Linked DNA regions of Mus musculus: region 1 is linked to region 2. A link is a loop called in an ENCODE intact Hi-C map of the cell type or tissue named here. Cell type or tissue: heart. All regions are shown on one strand. Each heading gives the region's core, and the rest is flanking DNA. Links, peaks and the distances in the headings are about the cores only. Region 1 overlaps Pank2 (pantothenate kinase 2). Region 2 holds the start of Nop56 (NOP56 ribonucleoprotein).

Evidence for each region. Peaks named below come from ENCODE experiments on the same cell type or tissue, not always from the same donor. Only the 100,000 strongest peaks of a DNase experiment are listed, where the experiment ranks them.
Region 1: it touches region 2 in a loop (5-fold over the local background); 2 of 42 quality-filtered maps call a loop at or near these places.

Annotation. Positions count from the first base shown.
Region 1 is chr2:131,265,244-131,274,712 of GRCm38, forward strand. Pank2 (pantothenate kinase 2) reads left to right here. Exons shown (of 7, transcript NM_153501.2): 2 at 8,668-9,020. Among named protein-coding and RNA genes, the nearest start is that of Pank2, 7.5 kb to the left of the region's middle. In heart, for the core only: a CTCF peak has its summit at 4,619 (motif pointing left); no DNase peak of the experiment used is centred there.
Region 2 is chr2:130,270,259-130,279,727 of GRCm38, forward strand. It overlaps Nop56 (NOP56 ribonucleoprotein), which reads left to right and starts at 4,154. Exons shown (of 12, transcript NM_024193.2): 1 at 4,154-4,218; 2 at 4,376-4,465; 3 at 4,774-4,888; 4 at 5,405-5,566; 5 at 5,718-5,916; 6 at 6,178-6,365; 7 at 6,449-6,600; 8 at 6,774-6,874; 9 at 7,218-7,366; 10 at 7,591-7,712; 11 at 7,898-8,032; 12 at 8,639-9,055. The coding sequence starts at 4,216. The coding sequence ends at 8,965. It overlaps Snord110 (small nucleolar RNA, C/D box 110), which reads left to right and starts at 5,257; the gene lies at 5,257-5,315. It overlaps Snord57 (small nucleolar RNA, C/D box 57), which reads left to right and starts at 7,768; the gene lies at 7,768-7,830. LOC115489609 (a small nucleolar RNA gene) reads left to right here and starts at 5,979; the gene lies at 5,979-6,111. It also overlaps LOC115489632, LOC115489601 and Idh3b. In heart, for the core only: CTCF peaks have their summits at 3,966 and 5,616 (motif pointing right); a DNase peak (open chromatin) is centred at 4,093; H3K4me3 peaks cover 3,929 bases; H3K27ac peaks cover 2,128 bases.

The sequences.
Region 1 (9,469 bases), core at 772-8,771, 1.0 Mb after region 2:
AAAAAGTAGAGGGCACCTGAGGAGCTACACCCGTGCACACACACAAATGAACATTAGTTTGCACCTGCACATTTTCACATGCATGGAGAGTTAGAACACAAGTTGCTGGGCCCAATTCAGTAATTGGATTAGGAATTGGAGATGTGAGGCCCATGCCTGTAATCCCAGCAAGCCAGAGGTAGAGGCAGGCAGATTCCTGAGTTCATGACCAGGCTGGTTTACAGAGCAAGTTCCAGGACAGCCAGGGCTACACAGAGAAACCCTCTCTCAAAAACCAAAAAGAATCTGTCTGGTGCAGGCCTTTAATCCTAGCACTCAGCAGGCAGAGGCAGGTGGTTATCTGAGTTCAAAGCCCACCTGGTCTACAAAGGGAGTTCCAGGGCAGCCAGGGTGGTTACACAGAGAAACATTGTCTCAAAAAAAAAAAAAAAAAAAAAACCCCAAAAAACAAAAACAAACAAACAAACAAAAAAAAACAAAAACGAGAGAAAGAAAGGAAGAGAAGAAGGAATATGAATCTTGAGAGGTGTTTAAGACACTGCCTTAGCCAGGGCTACATAGAAAAACAGTTTCAGGAAACAAAAACAACAAAAATCAAAACGAAACCAAAAAAAGCTGCCTTACAAATAAGTAATTCAGATCCAAGAGAAATTCTGAAAGACATTTGGGAGTGTTGTATTACTATGGTTTCAGAACTTTTTAAAAAGTACTACATAGACAAAGCTTGAGTTTCTGTATTTACTTTTTGAAATTGTGTTTTATGTTTCCCAAGGTGATCCTCAGATTTTATGGTTAAGGATGTCCTTGAACTTCTGAAGGCTGGGATTATAGGTTTTTTTTTTTTTTTTTGTTTTTTTTTTGGTCTCTGGCTGCTTTGTTTTGTTCTGGGTCTTGAACTTAGGGCTTTTTGCATGTTCTATACACTGAACTACATCTCTTTTCCCTCCCTCCCTCCCTTCCAAGTTTAAATAAACCACATACACTTAGTTACTTATTTGTATATTTACTTATTTTGTTGTGTATGTATTTGTGTGTATGTGAGGGCATATTCGGGGAGTTCAGGGGACAACCTGTGGGAATTGTTTCTCTTCTACTTGGTGAGTTTGGGAATTGAACTCAGGTAGTCGTGTTTGAAAATAGGCATTTGTACCCATTGACCTATCCTGCCAACCTCTGATTTCTTTATTTTTTTCTAATATGGTGTCTGATATTGGCCAATTCCTTTTCTTTGCTTTCTCTGATTGTATGACAAATCATGAAAGACTATTTCAGATAATGAATGTGCTGAAGAAACAGTTTCTCCCACTTCAGCTTTCTGAGTGCTAAGATTACGAACAAAGCTACTACTCCAGGATTCAAACAGGATATTGGTTTGTTTGTTTGTTTTTACACCATTTGATCTTCTGTATTACCCAAGGATTCCCTACTGGATGGAGAATGCAGTTATTGGCTGTTCCAATGGCATACTTTAGTCATAACTCTGAGAGAATCCACTGATAACTAATAATTTGTCTATTAGAAAGCCATCCGAGGTTAGAAACACTAGTTTTATTGTCTTATACTACTCTTCTCTCCTCTTCTCTTCTCTCTTCCTTCCTTTCTGAGACAGGGTTTCTGTGCACAGCTTTGGCTGAGCTGGAACTCACTCTGTAGATGAGCTTGCTTTGCAGTCACTGAGATCTGCCGGGCTCTGCCTCCTGATCAGAGGCATGTTGCCCCCATGCTTAGGCAGTTGAAACTAGTAGGAGCTCATTTGTTTTGTAACTTGTGATCCCGGTTTATAGTAATGTTCTACCACACATGTTAATTGAGCAGTGTGGTTTCCAGACTGGTTTCATCCTGGACTTCTGTATTACAAGAGGCATGGGTATGAAATGTAAAGTATTTAAAAATGATATTAATTTGGGCTGGAGAATTTGTTGAGTAGTTAAGTTTGTTGCTTTTGTTAGAGGGTCTGAGTTGGATTCCCAGCATGCACATGGTGGTTCACAACTATTCCAGAGGATCTGTCTGTCTTTTCACCTCTTAGGGCACCAGGCACACATACATGCATTCAAGCAAAACACTTGTATACTATAATAAAATCTGAAAACAAAACAAAACCCTATACTGAATTCTGAAAAAAAGCATAAATATTGTATGTGTTTGGGCACACATGTGGAAGTCAGAGGACACGCTTTAGGAGTTGGTTCTCTCCTTCCACTTTGTGGGTCTCAGGAATTGAACTCACTTGTCAAGCTTAGTGACAAGTGCCTTTACCTGCCATCTTACTGGCCTAGAAGTTCTTTAAAGCTTTTAGATCAGGTAGTTGCTATATATCACAGGATGAGAAAATACCAAATAAAGACGATGTTAAAATTTTGGGAATTGGCCAGGGAGATGGTTTAGTGGGTAAAGCACTTAGGTATTGTGAGAAGTTTGCCTTGGGTGGAGAAGACAGCTTCTATCCCCCTCTTCTCCCAAAGTTCTAGTGACAAACTGCAAAGTTCAGTCCCACAGTAGTTCACACTGATGAACCAATGAGTTGGTTAAGGTTACTTACAGCCTAAAGCAGCCACATTGCAAAGTCTGGGCTTAGCATGAATGATGGCTTCCGTAAGGCCCCTTCCCTAGAAGCAATCATCAGTTACAGCAGCATTGCACACAGATGACTGGGAGGAGTGGCTTGGTACTTAGGTGAGGGTCCAGTGACCCTCCCTACCCTCTTTCTGTGAGGGAATATTAGCAGTCAGCGAGCCCAGTTGTAATAAATTTTAGCAGGTGGAATGAGTGATGGCTCTTTGGTTCAGAGGACAGTGCTTATACAACACCATACAAACCTTACTACCTCAATTTGATCCTCAGACCCCGTCTCTACTCCAAGCCTTTTTACACTGAGATGGGAGGCAGAGACAGGAGAATCAGCCAGAAATAGAAACAATCCCTGTCTTACAGTGGAAGGAGAGAACCGACTTCTGGAAAGTTCTGTGATTGAGGAGGGTGTGTGTGTCACACACATGCTGTGGCACAAGAGAATAACTAAGAAAGAAAATAAATTAAGGGGGCTGGAGAGATGGCTCAGTGGTTAAGAGCACTCACTGACTGCTCTTCCAAAGGTCCTGAGTTCAAATCCCAGCAACCACATGGTGGCTCACAACCATCTGTAATGAGATTTGGTGCCCTCTTCTGAGGTGTCTGAAGACAACTACAGTGTACTTACATATAAATACATCTTTAAAAAAGAAAAGGAAAAGAAAAGAAATTATGAAGACTGGGGCTGTAGCATGCAGGATTCCATGAGTTTGAACTCCAGTGTTGTATAAACCAGATGTGGTGTCACCCGCTATAATCCGACCACCAAGGAGGGTGAGGCAGGAGGATAGGAAGTTGAAGTCATTTTTGGGTACACAGTAAATTCAAGACTAGTCTGAGATGTATGAGAATATGAGATTCTGTCTTTTAAAAAAGGGAATATGGGGTAAAGGTATAACTCAGTTGGTAGAGTTCTTGCCTGGCAAATACTTGGCAGGTTTACCATTGCTTTAAATAGGTAAAAAATTATGGCAGCAAGATGCTGATGGGGTGGTATAGCTACAGTTAACAGTGATTGTGTGTTAAACACTGTATCCTCTCCCCCCAACCCTCAGATATTTTATCTAGGTCTCATCCAGTGAGGTAGGTGTGTGTGTGTGTGTGTGTGTGTGGCATGCAAGTGAGTATTCTGGTGTGTGCGCATCTAAGTGTACACACAGTCCCAAGCAGGATATAAGGTATCTTCTTCCTCCATTGCTGTGCTATTGAGTCAGGGTCTCCAATGGAAAGCTCATCATATACCCTGTCAGAAAGGATGGCTAGCCAGTGAGATCTTGGAATCCACTGGTCTTCATTCTCTAATGTTGAGGTTACATGAATGCACAGCTGTGCTGAGTTTTGTCCTTGTTGGTTTTATTATGGTTTCTAGGGACTTGTGCTTGCAGAGCATAAGTCATTATTCACCGAGCCACATCCTTCTTTCAGTTTCCAGATGGAAAAATAGACTTAGTTAAACCTCTAAATTTTTTATTGAGATATGACATGGTGGGCTGGAGAGATGGCTCAGTGGCTAAGAGCGCTGACTGCTCTTCCAAAGGTCCTGAGTTCAAATCCCAGCAGCCACATGGTGGCTCACAACCATCCATAACAAGATCTGGTGCCTTCTTCTGGAGTGTCTGAAGACAGCTACAGTGTACTTACATATAATAAATGAATACATTTTTTTTAAGAAAGAAAGAGAAGACATGGTAATACATTGCCTTAGCAATGTCTGTATAGTAGAGTATACAGTATGTAAGAAGCACGGGAGCTCTGGGATCACAGCCCCCTTGTATTTGGAGGACAAGCTCTGCCTCTGAAGAGGACTCCTTGTATGCTAGAGCACATGGAACTCTTTAGAACTTGATGATTTTCAGACTCATTGACAATCACAGGATACCCTTCAATTTCATTAGTTTAGAAAATGAAGCTTTTTGTAGCTTGGCAATACTAATTTAGAAAAGGGGTTCCTTGGCTTTTGGAGAACATTGGTGTTGGCAGAGTAGAGCTGTTGTTTCATAAGTGTCCCTTTTTGTTTGGAAACCAAAAGGGCCTGCCCCCTACTGCCCATCAGTGATAAAAACTTTTAGTGCTTTTGATCTTCAAGGTTTTTTCTACTTCATTTTGAACTAATTAAAAATCTTTTGTGTGTGCGTATGATTTGTGTATAAGTGCAGGCATGGGACCTTGGCACGGGGGTGAAAGTCAGAGGACAGTCTTGAGTGTAGGTCCTTGTCTTCCATTTTGGTTGAGATAGGATCCCTTTGTTTGCTAGCTGGCTCATAAATTTCTGGGGGTTCTCTTGTCTCTGTTTCCCATTTATCTTTAGGAATGCTGCGGTTGCAGATGGGAGCTGAGGTGCTCAGCTCCTTACATTTGTGCTGGGGATTAAGGTTTATGTCTTCATGTTTGTTTTTTTTAAAGATTCATTTATTTAGTTTACGGTGAGTACACTGTAGCTGTACAGATGGTTTTGAGACTTCATGTGGTTGTTTGGGGATTGAATTTTTAGAACTGGTAAACCCCACTCACTACAGTTAGCCCCGCTCGCTCTGGTCAACTTTGATTGCTCAGTCCCCGCTCGATCTGGCCCCAGAGATTCATTTATTATACATAAGTACACTGTAACTGTCTTCAGACACACCAGAAGAGGGTGTCAGATCTCTTAAGGGTGGTTGTGAGCCACCATGTGGTGTCTGGGATTTGAACTCAGGATCTTGGGAAGAGCAGTCAGTGCTCTTACCTACTGAGCCATCTCGCCAACCCTGTCTTCATGTTTTTACAGAAGTCAGCTTCTGTCCTTTGAGCTACTTTTTTAATGAGTTTGTTTTTTTCTTGTAGCTAATCTTAGCATCCCTTTTAAACTTTTGTTGCAAAGCTACTTAATTTTAAAAATCTCTCCATATGAACTTTTTTATCTTTGATTTTGAGAGAGAAGACTTTTTTTTAAAGATTTATTTTATATATGTGAATACTGTTGCTGTCTTCAGACACACCAGAAGAGGGCGGTGGATCCCATTACAGATGGTTGTGAGCCACCATGTGGTGCTGGGAATCGAACTCAGGACCTTTAGAAGAACAGTCAGTGCTCTTAACTGCTGAGCCATCTCTGCAGCCCTCATCTTTGATTTTGTAAATTAATTATTTGTAGAGAAAAATTTGCTATTTCAGTTGTAAGGTGCTTGTGGTGCTGAGGTAAGAACCTCATTTGTACCCCTAGCACCCACTTACAAGCATGATGCAGGCCCATGATCGCGGAGGTGGAGATGAGGATCCTGGGGCCTGCTAGTATATCCAAGTTGTAGGTTTAGTGAGAAGCTCAAACAATATGGTAGAGAAATGACTGAGGCAGACACTCTGATGATTTCTGCCTCTCGTGTGTGCACACAGCCACACAAATGAAGCTACTAGAATATGAAAGGTTGCAAAATCTTTTAGGGCTGGGGATTTAAGTCTTGGGGTATATACATTATGGTATGTGAGTTCCTAGGTTAGATCCACAGAGCTACCCCCACCCTCAGTTATTCCCTGTATCTAGTTATGTTCCTTTTCTCTTCTGGGGCTGCATACATGCATGCATGCATCCCTCCATCTATCATGGGGTCTCATGAAGTCCTAGCTGGCCTGGAGCTCCATATGTAACCATGTTGGTCTAGAACTTGCAGTGATCTGCCTTTGCCTCCTGAGTGCTAGGATTGCAGCCATGCACCACCACTGCATGTTTTGTTTTGTTTTAAAGCATCCCTTTTCTGTTCTTGTCTCCAGCTGCTCTCTTGTCTTCTTTCCTTCCCCTACAAGACAGACGTGCTGCATTCACTTCCTACTCCTTTCTTCCTTGATGGCCTTTGTTGAAATCGTGTAAGTATTTTAGGTCTTAAAGTCAGCATGCATTTATTTCTCTGCTTATAGCTTATGGATAAATTTTTTCTTAGAGCCCTTATAAAATTATGCTGCTTTGCATGCACATGATTCAGAGACTCTTTGAGTGGCAGTCCTTGTGTGTGAAGTCTCTCTTGGATTTCTTCTTGGAAGCTGCTTGACTAGATAACACTTTTTAAACTTTTCCCCCCTTTTTTTTGAAGTTTATGTGTCTTTGTCTCCTAACACACTTGTTGCTGATGAAGAGCAGCACTGTTTACCTTTGTGTAGTTTATGTCTATTCTTTTTGTTTGTTTTTTGTTTTTGTTTTTCGAGACAGGGTTTCTCTGTGTAGCTCTGGCTGTCCTGGAACTCACTCTGTAGACCAGGCTGGCCTCGAACTCAGAAATCTGCCCGCCTCTGCCTCACAAGTGCTGGGATTAAAGGTGCCCAGCCGTTTATGTCTGTTCTTAAGAACTAGGTTCTTCATAGGGTTTTCTGAAATTTTAATATGGTTTCTTTTCTGTTGTTTGAGACGAGGTGTCACTGTGGAGCACTGGATGGCCTGGAACTCAGATCTGCCTGTGCTGGGACTAAATGTGCATCACACTGTACCTGGCTTCTTAAACTTATTTTTTGGTTTTTCGAGATAGGTTTTCTCTGTGTAGCCCTGGCTGTCCTGGAACTCACTCTGTAGACCAGGCTGGCCTTGAACTCAGAAATCCCGAGTGCTGGGATCAAAGGCGAGCGTCACCATGCCCGGCAATTCTTACAGTTTTTAGTTTTTGATGTTTCATGGATGAGATCACGTTGTGTCTGAAGATGTTTGCGATTCACTATTCTTAGAAACCTTTCTTCAGACGCTTTATTTTTGGGGGTACTTGTGTTCTTTTTTGTGATTCATATTTGGGTGAGAGTTGCTGTTTATCTGTCAGTGGGTATAGATTCTGTTCTAGGCCATGGGATGGAGTGTAGTGGGAGATGGGGTGTAGGTGGCCAGGTTTGGAGGCTGTCTTTTCTCTGGATGGCAGCAGCCAAGTGCTTGCCACCTTGACTCAGATCCATTGTACTCAGGGAAGAGAGTCTTTGCCTCTGTCAGAGAAGTACTCTTGATAGAGAGAAATTGGTGGCCTGATGAGTTCCTCCAAATGTATTTCCTGACCATATCGTCGTGGCTGCTTGCTCTGGGCAGCCATTCCATCTGTTGTTGGGTAGAGTAACCCTGTGCGCTTTCCCACTTTCACAGTTGCTTTCTGTTTTATTAGCATTCCTTTTGATGGTTCTGGACAGCCACTGACTAGCTGGTTTTGTGTGTGTGTGTGTGTTTTCCAGAATTTTTTTTAGGAAAGAATATCAGTAAACTTACGCTTTTATTAGTCATTTCTTGATTTAGGGTTGGGAAGGGACATATATGTCCATATTTATTTATGTTTCTGAAGCTATTATTTTTTTATTTAATTTTATAAATATGGTTTGTATGTATGTGCACCAAGTGCATGACTAGAAGAGGGTATTAATGGAGGCCAGAAGAGGGTATCAGATCCCCTGGAACTGTAGTTAAATGTGGTCATGATCTGCCAAGTAGGTGCTCTCTCTAGCCCCCTATTTGTTTAAGTTTGGAATTCTTTTTGAGTAGCAGGTAGCTTGGATGTAAAGTTCATCGAAGCTTTTTATTTTTAAGCTAGGGCCTGATGTATTGTGACAAGTACTCTACCACTAAGCTGTACACGAAGCCCAGAGTAGGTTCTTAGAGGACTTGACCCTGGAGATAGGCTTTCCTAGCACGTTAGGGTGAGTCCTAGAGCGCTTACATTCCTTCCTCTGAGCTGGAGGTGGGGTGAAGGTTTTCATTTACAGTTTTTGGTTTTCAGGGTTGAAACTTAATTTGTTAGCTTTTAAGTGTTCATAGTATAGTTTGGGCATGTCTGCACAGAAGAGTTAGTTTGGCTAATACTTTGGTATTTTTTTTATTAGATATTTTCTTCATTTATACTTCAAAATACTTTGGTATTTTTTTTTCCATTTTTTATTAGGTATTTAACTCATTTACATTTCCAATGCTATACCAAAAGTCCCCCATATCCACCCACCCCCACTTTGGTATTTTTGATTTACATTTTTTTCCTCAAAACATTTTAGTTTAAAATTTTATCCCTTAGAAACCAAACCACAGCATATGGAATAAGTTGCCAGTCAAGTAAATATAAGCTTTATTTTTAGAAAAAGGTATTTTGACATTTTTTTTTCTTTCCCATTTAGTTTTTCCATGGTTTGGCTTGGATATTGGAGGAACCTTGGTCAAGCTGGTTTATTTTGAACCTAAAGACATCACTGCTGAAGAAGAAAAGGAGGAAGTGGAGAGTCTGAAAAGCATCCGGAAGTACCTGACCTCCAATGTGGCTTACGGATCCACAGGCATTCGGGACGTGCACCTTGAGCTGAAGGACCTGACTCTGTGTGGACGCAAAGGCAATCTGCACTTTATACGCTTTCCCACCCATGACATGCCTGCTTTTATTCAGATGGGCAGAGATAAAAACTTCTCAAGTCTCCACACTGTCTTTTGTGCCACTGGAGGTGGATCATACAAATTTGAGCAGGATTTTCTCACAGTATGCATCTTTTAGCTTATATACAATTTATGGAAATTTGATGTTTAAAATGATGCCGATTAAAAGTGGTAGAATCATTTCCATTTCTAATGGAGCTTGAATATTCTTAAGGAAATGAACATATATTTAAACTAGGCAGTCAGGAGTTGATTGTGTAGCGATTGTTGGGTAGTGTACTTACCTGGTATATTGGTATATATCAACATAGCATTTTACCATTTCTTTAGTATGAAAACTTTTGAGTATGGGATAAGCATAAAAGTGGGATAAGAGTAGGGGATAAGAGCCTACAAGGAATAACATCACCCCATCTCATTAAGGAGTTAAGAAACAACATTTTGAAATTTAGTCCTGGCATAGGGAGATGGTTCAGTTGGTAAGGTTTGGAGGATCTGAGTTCATTCCTTAGAACCTACATAAAATAACTGGGTATGGGCCAGAGAAGTAGC
Region 2 (9,469 bases), core at 702-8,701:
AGACCTATGGGGGAGGTCCATTGTTTAGATTTAGAGAAACGCTCTATCAAAAAATAAGATGGGAGCTGGGCATAGTGGTACATGCCTTTAATACCAGCACTGGGGAGGCAGAGGCAGGCATATCTCTAAGTTCAAGACCAGCCTGAACTACAAAGCAAATTTCAAGAAAGCCAGGGCTACATGGGCTACACAGGCTACACACACACACACCATACAAACAAACAAACAAAAACAAAACCCTGGGGAAAACCTCAGATAGATAGATGGATGGATGGATGGATGGATGGATGGATGGATGGATGAGGTGGGGGGACTAGGCACAGTGGGGGTCCAAATCTCAGGAAGCAGAATCAGAATGATCTCTGAAACACTGAGGCCAGCCTGGTCAACATATTGAGTTCCAGGACAGTCAGGACTACATAGTGAGACCCTGTCTCAAATAGATGATAGACAGACAGACAGATAGACAGACAGGAATAAATCAGATAGAGAACCATAAAAGAAGACATCCAACATCAATGTCCAGCCTCTACATGTGTGTGCATCCTTACACACATGTACACACATGTGAATACATACTCTGGTACATTTACACAACAGAATATTACTCAGCTATTAAAAACAATGACGTATTAAATTTGCAGCCAGATGACTAGAACTAGAAAAGATCATCCTGATTGATATAACCCTGACCCAGAAAGACACACATGGAATGTACTCATAAGTAAACATTAGCTGTTAAATAAAGGATAATCATGCTACAATCCACAGACTTAGAGAGGCTAAGTAACAAGGAGGGCTCAAGGGAGGCAGGAACACAGGATTTCCCTAGAAGGGGGAAATAGAATAGATTTTGCAAGTTGACTGGGGCAATTTTTTTTTCAAAAAGAAAGGACTCTTAACAAGACTGTTTAAAGTGGAATGGATGAAAATACTAATTAGCAAATTTACCATCTGAATGGAATTTCCAATTCCTATCATTTAAACAATAAAAGTAAATATTTACCTACCGCCACCGGAAGCTGCATGGTATTGGCAACTGTTTCACCATGTGAAACCTAATTGTATTTAGAGACAATGCGTTGTTTACACATGTAAGTGAATGACTGAAGTCACTTTTAAAAATGAACTTCAGAGAGTGTGTAAAATTGATGTTAGGAAATTCTTATATAAAATGGTATGCTATTTATTGGCAAATGAACAAAAAAGTGAGCTGGAGAGACAGCCCAGCGATAGAGCACTGGCCTAGAATTTGTGAATGAGGCTCTGGGTTCAATCACCAAAATTGCAAAAAAGGGAAAGGAAAAACTATTACAAAGATATGACAAAGGTCTTGCATATTTTGCTAAAGCACTCAATAATTTTAAAAAGAAGCTAGGTGGAATGGTGTGCACCTTTTTATTTTTTTAAAAGATTTATTTTATATATATGAGTATACGTGTAGCTGTCTTCAGACACACCAAAGGAGGGCATCAGATCTCATTACGGATGACTGTAAGCCACCATGTGGTTCCTAGAACTTGAACTCAGGACTTTTGGAAGGGCAGTCAGTGCTCTTAACCGCTGAACCATCATCTCCAGCCCAAATGGTGCACACCTTTAATCCCAGCATTAGGAGGAAGAGGCAATTGGATCTGTGAGCTAAAGCCAATGGGTCTACATAGTGAGCTCTAGGCCAGCCAGAGTTTAATAGTAAGATCTTGTTCCAAATAATAACATTTCAACAATAAAAATGACCCAGAAAACAAGATGAATGACCACTAGCATTTGAGTGCCCACTACACCAGGGACCTATCTATTTCATAGCTGCCCCAGGACCAGATCGTCAATAAAGGTTTATTAAAGGGGTGAATGACTCTTTAATCTTTAATCTGAAGAAATAGAGTCTCAGGTCAAGTGATTAATTTCTGGTCACACTGTAAGGCAGAGCTTGGGCTCCTACACAGGTTGCTTACTTTGATTCATATTTATTATAGATTAATAAGTCACCCATAAATTTAATGGCTTTAAGGCCACAATATTTTTCACAATTCTGTGAATAGACAGAGTACACACAGGGCTCTTCTTGTCATGACTACGGTTTCATGCAGCTGCAATCAGAGACAGTGGCAAGAGGTAGAACACATGTCTACTCTCTGTTGGAATAGTTGGAATAAGGGATAGTTGGAAGGCTTGACCTCTAACTGTCCCCATGTAGTCTCCATGGGACTCATCAGGCTTCACTTCTTATGAGGCAACTCAAAGTCAACAAGCATGCACAAGGTTCAGAAATGGCAGACTCAATCTACCCGTGTCCGTTGGGCCATAGGCCTGGTTGTCAGGAGGCATGGATCATTATTGGCCTTTCTGGAGAACAACTACCACAGGTGATTGATTATAGGATACCAACACCTTTAATTTTCTTATTACTTTGTTCACAATGAGCAACCATAAACAAAACATGAATTTCTGCTTTAGAAATATTCAGGAAGCAGGGCGAAGGATAACTTGGAGACAAAACTCAACAATTTTACAAAAGTCTACTTTGGTAGGAAAGGTCTGTCTGAACGTAGGCAAGAGCAATTAATTTATCAAAGAAGCCTAGGGAAGGGAAGAAATGGTGTCTGATATCACAATCTACAGATCCCACTAGGTTCAGAACTATAAATATTGGAGGACTTTCTTTTTTTTTTTGAAACAGGGTCTTACCATGTAACCTTGATTAGCCTGGAGCTATCGATATATACCAAACTAGCCTTGAATTCACAGATGTCTGCCTCCAAAGTGCTGTGATTAAAGGTGCGTGTCACCATTCAACTCCTGGGGTGACATTTTAATGAAGTGGTGGAGGTGAGGAAGCCAAAGGAACATCTTGTTTTGCTTGTTTGTTTGTGCTGTGTCGCCTCATCTAATCACAAGCATTTATAGCTTACTTTTCTTGAAACAGAGTTTCACTGGGTAACCTTATCTGCCTTGGAATTTGCTATGTAGCCAGGCCTGTCTCTGCCTCCCAAATACCAGAATTAAAGGTGCGTTCCACCATGTCCTGCCAAGCGCTTGTAGCTTCCTAGTTGCAATACATACACATTTCTTTACTATCCAAGTCCACTTTATTATCCAAGCCAGCTCCATTACAGGCAATGTACAGCCAACTTACTCCATTATAGAGAAAGTACAGCCGACTTACTCCATGATAGACAATGTACAGCCGACTTACTCCATGATTCTTTTTTCTCGCATAAGGCATAGACTATTTAAGAGAGACTATTCAAGTTTGGGATTTATTTTCTCTCTCTATTAGATATTTTCTGAATTTACATTTCAAATGCTATCCCCAAAGCCCCCAATACCCTCCCTCCGCCCTGCTCCCCAACCCAATCACTCCCGCTTCCTGGCCCTGGCATTCCCCTGTACTGGGGCATATGATCTTAGCAATACCAAGGGCCTCTCCTCCCATTGATGGCCGACTAGGCCATCAAGTTTGGGATTTATAATCCTAACACTAAAGTAAAGTGTCTTTTTATTTTCTTTTTTAAAGCAAAGGTGATTTTAAATTATCCACCTTGGTGTGCCTAAAACTGGCACTGAAAAAAACAGGAACGCAGCTCCTTGGAAGAATTCTGGGCCTACGCGGCCATGAGCAACCACGTGGTGCCGAGCAGCGCTGGGTTCTATGAATCAGGGAAAGGAACAGAACTAGGAAGAGGTAAACCGCTCTTGTCTATGCCTCAGCCCGCACCAACAATTTTGTTAACAACAAAATGTAAAAGGAAGAGGCAGGCAGCAAGAAGACGCCATTTCTGCAGGGTCTGAGGCCGGGTCCCACGAGGACCCGGAATATCTGGGCAGCGGGAAACCTGCGAGGCTTATCAGGAAGCCTCATGTCCCCTCACCGAGTTCTGCCGCCCGGCACACGGGTGACAAAAGCACGAGGAACGAAGAAGGGTGGTCTCCAGGCCACTCTGCGGCCTGCCGGCAGGAGCGACACCATTCACTACAGACGCAGTACCGGCTCGCGCAGCCGCAGAGGCTGGGCTTGGCAGGCCCGCTCGCGCCCGTGGTAGTCCAACCCGCCCGACGGACGATACCACACCCGCGAACCCCCTCCGAAGACCTGACAATGGTTTCGTCCGCAGCCTCTGATTGGTCAAACCGGAGAAGGTGTGGTCTCCGCAGTCTGGTTCCGCGCGCCAGAGCGCGCTAGCCGCATTGCGAGCTGGGCACGGAGCAGGCGCCATGGTGAGGAGTGGTGGTGGGGTATTTGCGTAGTGAAGGCCTTAGCGTGCGTCTGGGTTTGCATTCGGGGTCGTGCTCCGGGTCTGAGCCAGGGCCTGCTCTAGCAGCGGCCCCGCGGACTGGGAAGTTTGACTGATGGCCGCGCGCCGGTTCTTTTCAGGTTCTGCTGCACGTGCTGTTCGAGCATGCGGTCGGCTACGCGCTGTTGGCGCTGAAGGAAGTGGAGGAGATCAGCCTGCTGCTGCCGCAGGTGGGTGAGCTCGGTGGGCTCGCGGAGCTGCAATGCAGCCCCTAAGGCCGCCAAACCCCAGCATGCACCGCGTGTTCCCACGTGGCCGACCGCACCGGGCCCGGCGGGGGGGGGGGGAGCTCTAGAATGAGGGGACTCTTTAACGCGAATCTATATAATTGGAAGCGGTCGGAGATAAACATCTCATTTCCATTTCTTGAGAATTAAGATTCGGGGCCCAGGCACCAATTGCTACAACAGCTGGTGCTTCTGCCTTACTGCGCTGTAGAAGCCAAATTCAAAGAAAGCCCATTCATCCTTCTCTCCAGGTGGAGGAATGTGTGCTTAACCTTGGCAAATTCCACAATGTCGTTCGTCTGGTGGCCTTCTGTCCCTTCTCTTCATCCCAGGTGGCCTTGGAAAATGCCAATGCTGTGTCTGAAGGTGAGTCGGTCCCTCCGGAACATGGGATTCTGGGTGGTTGATGTTCTTAGATGATTTTCTTCTAAGCTTGATACAGTCTAGGGATTATTTGAGACCTACAGGATGGCATTTTAAAACATTAATATGCAGGGGCTGAAGAGATGGCTCAGCGGTTAAGAGCGCGACTGCTCTTACAGAGGTCCTGAGTTCAAATCCCAGCAACCACATGGTGGCTCACAACCATCCCTAATGAGATCTGATGCCTTCTTCTGGGGTGTCTGAAGATAGCTACAGTGTACATATAATAAATAAATCTTGTAATTTAAAAAGCACTTAAATGCTTTACAATTGTGCTCCTGGACCTGTGGTAGAGCCAGGCTTTGCAATGATGACTTATATATCTGTCAATCCCCTGAGAGATCACTGACGACTCCATGTGTCTGAGCAATGCCTGCGGGGATGGGTGTTAACTAATCCGATTGGAGACAGTCTCCAATCTGCAATGTGTGGTTTAGAGCTGTTTTCTTTGTCCCAAAGGTGTTGTTCACGAGGACCTCCGCCTGCTCCTGGAGACATACCTGCCATCTAAAAAGAAGAAAGTACTTCTGGGGGTTGGAGACCCCAAGATTGGTGCTGCAATACAGGAAGAGTTGGGGTACAACTGCCAGACTGGTGGTGTGATAGCTGAGATCCTTCGAGGTAAGAGTCCTATTTCATTTATTCTGTCCACCACGTGGATGCAGTGCCCACAGAAGCCAGCAGGGGGCCTACGGGCCTGGTGATGTGATCTGCTGTGAGTGGTTACTTGGGTCCTGGAGGATCTATTCTTAAAGTCCCATCTTCTTTTTAGGAGTTCGTCTGCATTTCCATAATCTGGTGAAGGGTCTGACAGATCTTTCTGCTTGTAAGGCCCAGCTAGGGCTGGGACACAGCTACTCTCGTGCCAAAGTTAAATTTAATGTGAACCGAGTGGACAACATGATTATTCAGTCCATAAGCCTCCTGGACCAACTGGATAAAGATATCAATACCTTCTCGATGCGCGTCAGGTAAGGTATAGAAGTCGAGCATGGCCGATGATTCATGTGGGTAAAATCATGGACCAAAGCAAGGCCTCCTTGTGCTTACCACAGGCTGTGTTCCTACACTGACTGTATAGAAAGAGGAGGCAGAATAAACCTACCCCATGTACACCTCAGCCTAGGCCACTGTGCCTGGTCTGTATTGTGAATGGGGAGACACGGGCCTGAGAGAGCTTGGGACCTGAGTTGAGGTTTGATAGCTGGATCAGAGAATGACTTCCTCTACAGGGAGTGGTATGGGTACCACTTTCCAGAGCTGGTGAAGATCGTCAATGACAACGCCACATACTGTCGCTTGGCTCAGTTCATTGGGAACCGCAGGGAGCTGAATGAAGAGAAGTTAGAGAAACTGGAAGAAATTACGATGGACGGGGCCAAGGCTAAGGCCATCTTGGATGCTTCTCGGTCCTCCATGGGTCAGTGCGGAGCGCGGCAGCCTGTATAAGGTACGAGACTCCTTGAGTATCTGGTCCCCCTGTTCACACTAGGTGTTTCCTAGGCATGGACATATCTGCTATCGACTTGATAAACATCGAGAGCTTCTCCAGTCGTGTGGTGTCTTTGTCAGAGTATCGCCAGAGCCTACACACTTACCTTCGCTCCAAGATGAGCCAAGTAGCCCCCAGCCTGTCAGCCTTAATTGGGGAAGCGGTGCGTCATGGGGAACACAAAGTGGGGGAGTGAAACTCAGCATTCTGTACCGCTATCCTTGTGGCTAGCATGTTGTCCCTAGTTGATGCATGGTGGGGAAGAGAAGAGGGGATGAGCCTGGGAGGTCAGGTTCCCACTTACTCACCTGACCTCCTCCTCGGATCTTTCTCCAGGTAGGTGCACGCCTCATTGCTCATGCTGGCAGCCTCACCAACCTGGCCAAGTATCCAGCGTCCACAGTACAGATCCTTGGGGCTGAAAAGGCCCTGTTCAGGTACCAGTGAGGGCGCCTGCTCATGTCAGGTGCTGCTTCTGGTGTCCACTGTTTTGTTTGGGGATTACAATGATGGCTGACCAGGGCAACCTGACCTATACAGGCCTCTGCTATGGGGGTGATGGCCAGTCCTGGTGTCTGAGTGATTCCCAGGGCCCAGCAAAAGGGGACCGAGTTTCCAGGTCAGCAAATTGGATGCCTTCCCTCTCTGCCTCTGGGAGCTAGGTTGGCACTTGGTGAGGTAGAAAGTTCAGCCAAGCCTGGTGGGAAATTGTTAGAAGAGGGGAACTTGGCTATTTGGGTCAAGTCTTTTGACTAAACTATTGACTGAATATTCTCACAGAGCCCTGAAGACAAGGGGTAACACACCAAAATATGGACTCATTTTTCATTCCACCTTCATTGGCCGAGCAGCTGCAAAGAACAAAGGCCGTATCTCCCGATACCTAGCAAACAAATGCAGTATTGCCTCAAGAATTGATTGCTTCTCTGGTATGGATGGGGAAGTTGGCATTTGAGTTGAAGGGGTTACAGTGGGGGGGAAACAACCTACCTTGGCAGCTTCTACAATGATGGTAATATTTTTCGTCAACAGAGTTCACCTAGTGAGTGTTGACACCTTGGGTCTGAGTGAAGCTGAGGGGAGAGCAGCTGGGGAGTAGTTTGTCATTTCAAGGGTTGTAATTGACTTTGTTTACACACGCACACACATCTAGAGGTCCCCACAAGTGTATTTGGGGAAAAACTCCGAGAACAAGTTGAGGAACGGCTGTCTTTCTATGAGACTGGAGAGATCCCACGGAAGAACCTGGATGTCATGAAGGAAGCTGTGGTTCAGGTCAGTGTGTGCTTGGTTGTGGTAGCTGAGTGCCAGAAAGACTGTTGGAAAGGATGAACGAACTTGGCCTGACCTTCAGAAATGGAGGCAATACAACTGATTTAATGAGCCTGATCCAGCAAGACTAGGAGTGTTGTGGCAAGTCAGGGGTCTTCTGGGTTTTCAGCGCCTTGCTTTTTTGCCAGGCAGAGGAAGCGGCTGCTGAAATCACCAGAAAGCTGGAAAAACAGGAGAAGAAGCGCTTGAAGAAGGAAAAGAAGCGACTGGCTGCACTGGCCCTGGCCTCGTCAGAAAACAGCAGTACCCCAGAGGAGTGTGAGGTCAGTCCTGTGTGGATCCCAGGTTGTAGGCTTCTCAACCGTAGAACACAGGACATCAAACCATGGTCTTGAGCTTGGGCTCTTTGGACCAAAACACCTAAAACTACCTCTTGATTCTATAGGGAGGAGATAGGTGCTGAGAGAACTTGACAAGAGCCCAGAATGCTGGTTGTAGCACATGGCCCATTCCATGGGCAAGTGTGCTCTGTCCTCGGCTGCCTCCCAGGAGTCCTCAACGGGGGTAGTGTGAATTCCTGCTCTCCCTGTTCTGTGTCTGGAGGTGATAGTGTCTCATGATGGGGGGTGGGGGCAGGGAGGTCACCAATGTGACAGTTTAGAATTGTCCCTTAGGCTTTTTTTTAAAATCTTGAGCTATTAGTGATTTTCATTTCAGTGTTCCCTGGGAGCTCTGCATGATATCCATCGTGAGCAGCATACAGGGGGTTTTCTCTAGGGTTTAAGAGGGCCAGGGAAATTATAAAATGTGAGAGTAGGTAGATCATTAAGTCACCAGAAGTACTAGGTTTGCTCTTCTGCCTGGATTCTAATGGGAGCTGTGGCTGCTAACAATTGTAAGCAATGTCCCGTGTCTGATTCCCCCTTCAGGAGGTAAATGAAAAATCTAAGAAGAAAAAGAAGTTAAAACCCCAGGAAAATGGAATGGAAGACCCACCTGTCTCTCTACCTAAATCCAAGAAAAAGAAAGCTCCCAAGGAGGAGTTGGCCAGTGACCTTGAAGAGATGGCCACTAGCAGTGCTAAGAGAAAGAAGTCCTCACCTAAGGAGGAAGTGGCCAGTGAACCAGAAGAGGCAGCAAGCCCCACCACCCCTAAGAAGAAAAGGAAATTTTCTGAGGAGCCTGAAGTTGCTGCTAACTTCACAAAGAGCAGCACAAAGAAAAAGAAAAAGTCCCAGAAAGCACAGGAGGATTAGAACGGACCTGCTTGGTGGGAGGGGCATACCTTGTGGCAGCTCCTGCCCATGAATGATAAAACCCCAATAAAAACACAAAACCAGATAGTATGTGTGTATTTTGTTTATTGACTATTTTTTTCATGGGCATGTATAGGATTTATGACAGGGCAGTAATGACAGCTTCAGTGAAGTCATGACATGTGGCATAACCACCCATATCTGAGGTTCGAACCTGTGGGAAAAAGTTATCATCTTAGGGTCTGGGCCTTGTCGCAACAACCCACCCTTTGAGATACCCTTAACACCAGCCCCCAGGACAGCCTAGCCTCAGAAAAGCTATTATAGTCTACTGTCTAGATGTTCTCTTCTGGTCCATTGTACTGAAGGGATGTATACGAAGCATGGTCCTTTTGAAATTGGAGGGAGTAAGGGCTCTAGCCCCCATGGGGGTGCAGGTGGCCGATGACAGACTTGATGAAGTCAGTTGTGGTGCTGTAGCCTCCCATGTCTCGAGTCCGTACC